2 separate regions of the Homo sapiens genome follow, and region 1 is linked to region 2. A link is a contact called in ENCODE Hi-C or POLR2A ChIA-PET data. All regions are on one chromosome and are shown on one strand. The core of a region is the stretch at or near the end of the contact, and the rest is flanking DNA. Distances in the headings are between cores, read along the strand shown.

The links. Hi-C counts contacts between places; a loop is a spot of excess contacts on that map. ChIA-PET counts read pairs that join two places held with the same protein, here RNA polymerase II (POLR2A). Pooled maps may share reads with other maps.
Region 1: a map of PC-3 shows a loop between it and region 2 (4-fold over the local background). The contact joins two enhancer-like sites. A Hi-C loop is called at or near these places in 3 of 168 maps with a recorded cell type or tissue (Caco-2, IMR-90 and PC-3) and 2 of 50 pooled maps. POLR2A ChIA-PET finds 5 or more read pairs at or near these places in 3 of 52 experiments (AG04449, AG04450 and K562).

What each region holds. Positions count from the first base shown.
Region 1 is chr4:53,906,632-53,910,336 of GRCh38, forward strand. The region is part of intron 1 of LOC124900702 (a long non-coding RNA gene); the gene reads left to right. Among named protein-coding and RNA genes, the nearest start is that of CHIC2, 160 kb to the right of the region's middle. Within about 2 kb of position 2,145, at least 6 of the 41 ENCODE cell types and tissues checked have a DNase peak (open chromatin) inside an H3K27ac peak, as active enhancers do.
Region 2 is chr4:53,779,557-53,783,214 of GRCh38, forward strand. No RefSeq gene overlaps it. Among named protein-coding and RNA genes, the nearest start is that of LNX1-AS2, 190 kb to the left of the region's middle. Within about 2 kb of position 1,480, at least 3 of the 41 ENCODE cell types and tissues checked have a DNase peak (open chromatin) inside an H3K27ac peak, as active enhancers do.

The DNA.
Region 1 (3,705 bases), core at 895-3,394, 130 kb after region 2:
AGTAAAGAGACGTTTCCTTCCCTCTAACTTCCCAGTGTTGGACAAAGGACTAAAATTTCATGTTATAAGGAAAGCATGTAAACTCCGCACTGCTTTTCTCTGAAATAGCAGTCATTTCAATGATGTGCTCTATCATCAATCCCCGGAGACTGTAGGCTTTTCTGTAACTGGTTCCTTTTCGTTTTCCTCATTGGATAATAATTTTTCAGAATAAAATCTTTTGGTATCAGTATTTTCAAAATATTTCAAGACACCAGCCATTCTTAATCAGGCCACTGTGGAGCTCTATGCAATTAAGTTGCTAAAGTTAGGACAGAGCCCTTAGTTTCAGATTTCAGCTCCATATATCTGAATGGAAGCTCTTGAATGGATGAGCATTCTGACTACTGCCTGGCTAATAATTTTCCACTTGCATTTGGCCGATCCTACACACATGAGCATAAGCCAGTGTAAATGCTCCATCAGAGGCTCTTAGCAGGAAGAAAACAACTAAACAGATTCATTTCTTGACTTTCTTCTTTGATAGATATTTTCTTACTCTTAAATATACTTTACTCCTGATAATTTAGAGATCTATCGTTGGTGAGAGGATATCATGAATTATGAGTCCTTGCATTCTTTTTATAAAGGTAATATCCCCGGTTTGATGAGACAGAAATTTGCAATAGCATCTTTGCAGGGCTTTTCAAAGAGTAGTGGGAATGGAAAAGTTCCCTGGGACCCATTTCCTGACTGTTCCATTCGTGCTGATCACGACTTTAACCATGTTTTTCAAGCTGCCAATCAAAGCACACGTTCTATAAAATACAATTCCCTGGTAGGCACAGTGGAGCTAAATATTTGTCCCTAGAACTGTCCTGGGAGAGAAAGGACATAAAGTTGCTGCCACTAGGTTAAAATTTAAGAACAAAATTATAGGAAGCAGACTCCAAACTATTTTCTTAAATTAATTCTTCCTTTTCCAACCAGAACACAATCTCCCCTATTGTCATGTACGCCCTGATGCCTAGTTGGGTACACAGCAAATGTACACACATATCTGATGATTTACTGATGGACTGAATCCTCACAAATATTACATTTAAAGCTTTCAGATCAAATTAAATAATTTGCATTTGGGCAAACAGCCAACAGCACTCTAAACTGTACTCCTAACTAACGTTATTCCCTCCTCTACCTCTTCATCCCTGGTGTTCTCTGCAGACCTTCCAAATACAAACTCACTTTCACAAGAAAAAAAATAACTGCAAAGTATGATTCAGGTCAGCCAAGAAAGGAGGTCATATTAATTTTATTTTTCTTGCTCTGTTTCCCAGGCTGGCATGCAGTGGCATGATCTCGGCTCACCGCAACCTCTGCCTCCCAGGTGCAACTGATTATCCTGCCTCAGCCTCCTGAGTAGCTGGATTACAGGTACCTGCCACTACGACTGGCTAATTTTTGTAGTTTTAGTAAAGATGGGGTTTCACCATGTTGGCCAGGCTGGTCTCAAACTCCTGACCATAGATGATCCACCGCCTTGTCCTCCCAAAGTGCTGGGATTACAGGCATGAGCCACTGCACCCAGCCCATATTAATTTTTAATTTCTGTTTATGCCTATGAAAAATGTATAAGTTGTTCTACAAACAGAAATGCACTTCTCTTGCTAGGGTTGCCTCAATAAATTTAAGCAACGTGGCACTATATTTCCTTTATAAAGCTCCTTCCTACATATCTCACACAACACACAAGAAAGTCATAACCAAATTATTTAAGAAGAATTTCTCAAAACACTAAGACAAAAGCCGTCTCTTCTAAATGAGTAACGTGGAAGGTAATCTTGTTCCCTTACTGCTGACATGTAGCTTTCTGCCTGGGGTTTTATCTTTAACTCCCTGGTAATCCAAACGGAGCAGGAAAACCTCAGACAATAGAGCCTCTTTTTTGCTTTACATCCACTTTTTTGGGGTCGGCACCGAACAACCATCATTAAATGGTTTCTGGCGCAAAGTGGCAGGCTTGGGTAAGCTGAAATGTTTATGACACCAAAATAAAGATGTTCCACACTGCTGAAACCGGGGAGTCACGCAGAGAACAACTGAAATGGAATTACACACCAAGGTTTACTTAACTAGCACGACTTTAACTCGTGTCTGCCTGATACACTTACCAAAGAGAAGTGGCAGAAACCCAGGGTGGACAAAAGAGGGCAGTGTTCACTATGTCTTTCATCTCAGCTCTTCGCTCTTTATCAAATTGCCACTGAGCCAAGAGAAAACTATGTCCAGCATTTCATAACACAGGAAGTGGGGAAGCAGATTAGATATTGGGCTCTGCAGTCACCACAAAATAAGCAGTGTGCTCGTAAAAGTCACTTTTTTCCCTAGACGAAAGCTTAACCATTGGTGAGTTTTGGGGTTTGGTTTCTGTTTTTCAGTATGATCGGCTAAACCTCTCCAGGAAAATAATGGAATATGTAATATTTCTCAAACTATAACAGGTTATAAGGTTTATTTAGTTCAAAGCACTCATTTTTGCAGATGAGGACCAGGTTTCTACATTTGTCAGTGGCTTCTCCTTGTGCTCAGATATCATCAGTATGTGGGGAGGGGAAGACAGACTTCCCTCTTGGAGCTATTTAGAGAATTTTTAGTCATTTCAGAATAGAATCCATGTACGCCCTGTACACAAAAAAATTTAGGTCCCAGAAAGGGAATCTTGTCCCCTGCCCTGGATGTCATCATATTGGGTCGAACTTCATTCACATTCTTTGGGAAAAGCTTATGTGGACATGTCATTGTACCCAATAAAGGATTGCAGCCTCAGCACTCAAAAAGTGCACATTTTGCCCAGGTATCTGTCTATTCTTAGTTATAGATATCTAGTGTCATCTTTTAATAGGGAAAGACTCTTTAATTCTTTTGTAATTCCTGTTGTCCTATACATATTTTTGAGCTCCTGCGATGTATAAGCCTCTGTTGTTAGACATGCAGAAGTGAAAAGGACACAGTTCTAGCCTTTAATAAACTAAGCATCAAATAAGAATCAGATGGCCGGGCGGATCGCTTGAGGTCAGGAGTTCGAGACCAACCTGACCAACATGGAGAAACCCCATCTCTACTAAAAATACAAAATTAGCCGGGCGTGGTGGTACATGCCTGTAATCCCAGCTACTGGGGAGGCTGAGGCGGGAGAATCGCTTGAACCTTGGAGGCGGAGGTTGTGGTGAGCTGAGATCACGCCATTGCACTCCAGCCTGGGCAACAACAGTGAAACTCCGTCTCAGAAAAAAAAAAAAGAATCAGACAAGGCAGAACCAACCTTGTCAGTAACCGTAATACATCAACAACCATAATACAAGGCAGAATGGGGTTGGCTTAGAAGAAAAATACAAATTGCCAAAGAAGAGATTGTATTCATCAGGAGTGGAGAACTGAGGGAAACTTCACAAAAGAGAGAGCTGTGGAGTCGGGTTCATAGAATAGGTGGGCTTCCAGCGGGGTGTGGTGGCTCATAGCTGTAATCCCAGCACTTTGGGAGGCCAAGGTAGGCAGATCACCTGAGGTCGGGAGTTCGAGACCAGCCTGACCAACATGGAGAAACCCCGTCTCTACTAAAAATACAAAATTAGCTGGGTATGGTGGCACATGCCTGTAATCCCAGCTACTCAGGAGGCTGAGGCAAGAGAATCCCTTGAACCCAGGAGGCAGAGGTTGCAGTGAGCC
Region 2 (3,658 bases), core at 230-2,729:
TTTTTAATTATTATGGGTACATCATAGTTATACATATTTATAGGGTGCATGTGATCTTTTGATACAAGCATACAGTGTATAATGATCAAATCAGGGTAATTGGGCTATCCATTGCCTCAAGCATTTAGGGAGAACAGTATGGAGGTTACTCAAAAACTAAAAACAGAACTACTGTATGATCCAGCAATCCCACAGCAATACACACCAAAAGGAAGAAATCAGTATATCGAAGAGATAAAAGGTATTCTTTATCAGATTTTAATACGTTATATAGTTCTTCAATTTTTGTCATTTTCCCTTTAACTTTTGAATTGTGCTTTTGCCATATGCATTCAAATTATTTTTTCAGATTAAAAAAATGGTTTCTGACCTTGTAAACATGCTTACAAAGTTCTCCACTTATCTCTGCTCTCCACGAAGAGATGGTAGCTTTTAAACAAGCCTATGAACAATGCTTTGTCAAACTTCCATGACTATTCTTGATACACTTTTGAACTAAAAGAGCAGAGGCAGAAAATAGAAGCAGTAAAGCTTAAATTACAATGGAACAACATCCTATATGTTTTTGCTTACTAAGATTGACTTGCTTTTGCTAATTTGTCACAGATTATGACAAGTCCAGTGAAGCCGCCAAATATACACTGATGCTGACATGCATGCTTATTCTTCTTCATTTCAATGCTCAGATTCATTTGGATCCCTGTTTCCTTTGGGAGAGCTCTGAACAGACAAACTCTCCTGACTTCAAGCTCCTTTCTCTGAGCTTCCCTGGGCATCTTGGATGCTTAATGCAGTTTATTTAACTAGAGTGGCTATAAAGCAGAGCTGAGGCAAGAACTTCTTTGTTAACAGAGTGTTTCTCAGAGAATTGTTTGGGATGCAACAGTCATGGATCCATAGCGGGTGGTGGAGGTATATTACCTCAACTCAGGATCATCATCTTTTCACAGGCTAAAAGTCGTGGAACGATTGGCTTCTCTCAATTTCATAGTGGAGCATGCACTTTGCACAAGAGAAGTCCATTTTACCCAAATGGGATTATTTCCTATAGCAAGATAATAGCCAATAGGAAAACCTCGCCAATGTTAGAAATCCACTGTACTAGACATAAGTCTCAGTGTCTGGAGTATATTTCAGTTGTTTGTGCCTGCCCAGCACCCATTTAACCTTTTTGCTTTGATGGAACTTTGATATTCCTTCAGGAAATCTTACCATCCTCACTTTCCAAATATATAATTCCAAAACAGAGAGTGGAGCCCATCCCCTGAAGCTAGCACAGACATAGGAGCCAGACCTAGCCAATCAGAGCCATCCATTCACTATGGCTCCAGTGATTGGTTCAAAAACGGACACACGGCCCAAACTAAACCAATAAAACTCAATACCTAGACTTTCACATTCTTGGAAAAGAAATACATCCTTTCCACTGAAGATACCAAGCTGATGAGTTGAGAGCCTGGGACATTTGGTTACAACCTTGCTCCATCCTGGCTGAGCATGACTGAATGAAAGCAGCCTAGAAAGTCTTCCAAGAAACAGCACATGGCTTAGTCCTGATGACAATAGTGACTCCCTAGACTGACTCATGCCTGAAATTGGTATCCCCTAAAACTATTTCCAGAGCCAATAAACTCCCTTTTCTGCGTAATTCCATGTGAGATGAATTTTTACCACCTGAGTAATATTGTTTTAAATGACAGCTTCTTATTAGCTCTGAACACCTTAGCAATAATGTCAAGAGTGGAAGGAGTACTGGTTTGGGAGTCTGGGTTGTAGTCCTACCTCCACTCACTACTTTCACATCCTTGGGCTAATCGCTTTATCTGTGTGGGCTCACTTTTCTCATCTGTGAAAGAGGTTATTGGAAGAGAGGAATTCTAAATGTCCCTTTGAAGGCCATAAGTCTTGTCTCTGTGATAACATTGTATCAACACTTCAAGTTAATCTGAGGTTCTGGCTCCAACTGCCACCTCCACAACCCAGTGACAAACAACACTGATTTATCTTAAAAGTTGAAAACTAAAAGGTCCATAATATACTTTTAGAAACTAGAAGATAGAACAAAAACTCTGTAAAACATTGCTAGGATGTAGATTTCTCCAGAAGTGTATTAATGAGGTGAGTAATATATTAATACATTAACTATGGTAACTATTGTATAGATTAGTCATAAATATTTTGTTTTAAAAAGGTCTGCCACTCCAGTTTTGCTGAGCTAAAGTAAACGAAGATCCGAGTTATGTCAACAGATGACACAAGTGTTCAGCAGTGAGGCTGTTTGTTCTGAGGAGGGAAACAGGAAGGGAAGCTGGTCCCACTCCCAGTTCTTCTTCATCAGACCTCCGTTATTTATTTGATGAATTAGCAATCCTCACAACTTCAGACACGATCACAAAATGATATTTTGGAAATGCTACTCGGACTGTATAATTCTTCCAACCCTTCGTTGATTCCCAAGTGCCTTCGGGACAAAGTGCAAACCCGTTGGCGTGGCACATGAGCCCTCTGTTATGTGAGCCTGGCTCTAATTCCACATCCCAGTGTCATCTCCTCCCACTCCTCTTTATGTGCCTTACCTAAACTAAGTAAAGAGGTTAATGCATAGAAAATGCTAAACATCTGGCATAATTTCTGGCATTTAGTAAAGGCTTATTATACATGTTGGCTGTCATTATGGCACACTAGTTATACTCACAGTTCCCTAAAGGTGCAGTACTGGTCCTGGATCTGTTTGCCCTGAATCCATCCTCCCTCTTTGCCTGCTGTGTTTTAGTTCACGATGGCTGATCCTTGCAGGCTGCAGTTCACAGGCTCTTGTGTCTCAGACTTCCAGCTGGTTGGGTTAGGCCAGGAAGACACACTGGCAAAAAATGGAGGGTAGAAAGGAGGGAGAAGCCAGGGTATTTCTCTCCTTGTTTCCTTGGGTGATTTCTGCAGCAGTGACTGTCTTCTCTGTAGTTCCAGCTCTTGCCAAAACAGGTCCACTGTGGTTCAGCTTCTGGTTCCTTCTTTTTTCCTTTAGCAGAGTCGGTAGTGGCTTCCTGCTTCTTGATGCTAATCTCTGCATTGCCTCATCACTCGTGTTAACTCTCAGCAGCTCTCTCTACCATATAGCCAATCCCCTGCTTTCCATTCCCTGTGCTGTACATCCTTAAAGAGGTGCCTGTTTTCCTGGAGACACCCTGACTGGTTTGCATAGCACACTCTCATACCTTGGACCTTTGGCTTTTGCCTTATTTCAGCCTCCTCATCCTTAAGACCAACTCCTAGCCATCCTTTCTTCTACCATCTTTGTTCTACCACCATCTCCTCTTGGAAGCTGTCTCAGTTTCTCCACCTGCCACTTCCTGAAGCGTGAGTTGGGTATTCCTCTTCTAAACGCCTCTCTCCTAACAAGTGGTTTGTTCTTGGAAAACTCCAGTACAGATTTAATTTTCTTAAGAGCAAGTGCACTGTCTTACACAACATGGTATCTCAAAACCATCCTATGGAAGATGTTTTCTGAAAGAACGACTAAATGCATAATTCAATAAACACTTTTCAAATCCAGATAAAAATCAATGCAAACTGTCCTTGTGGCAGACAAGGGACAGTTTACAATGATTCACTCAATATGATTATTGAGTTACTCATTCAATAATGATATCCACCCCTGCCT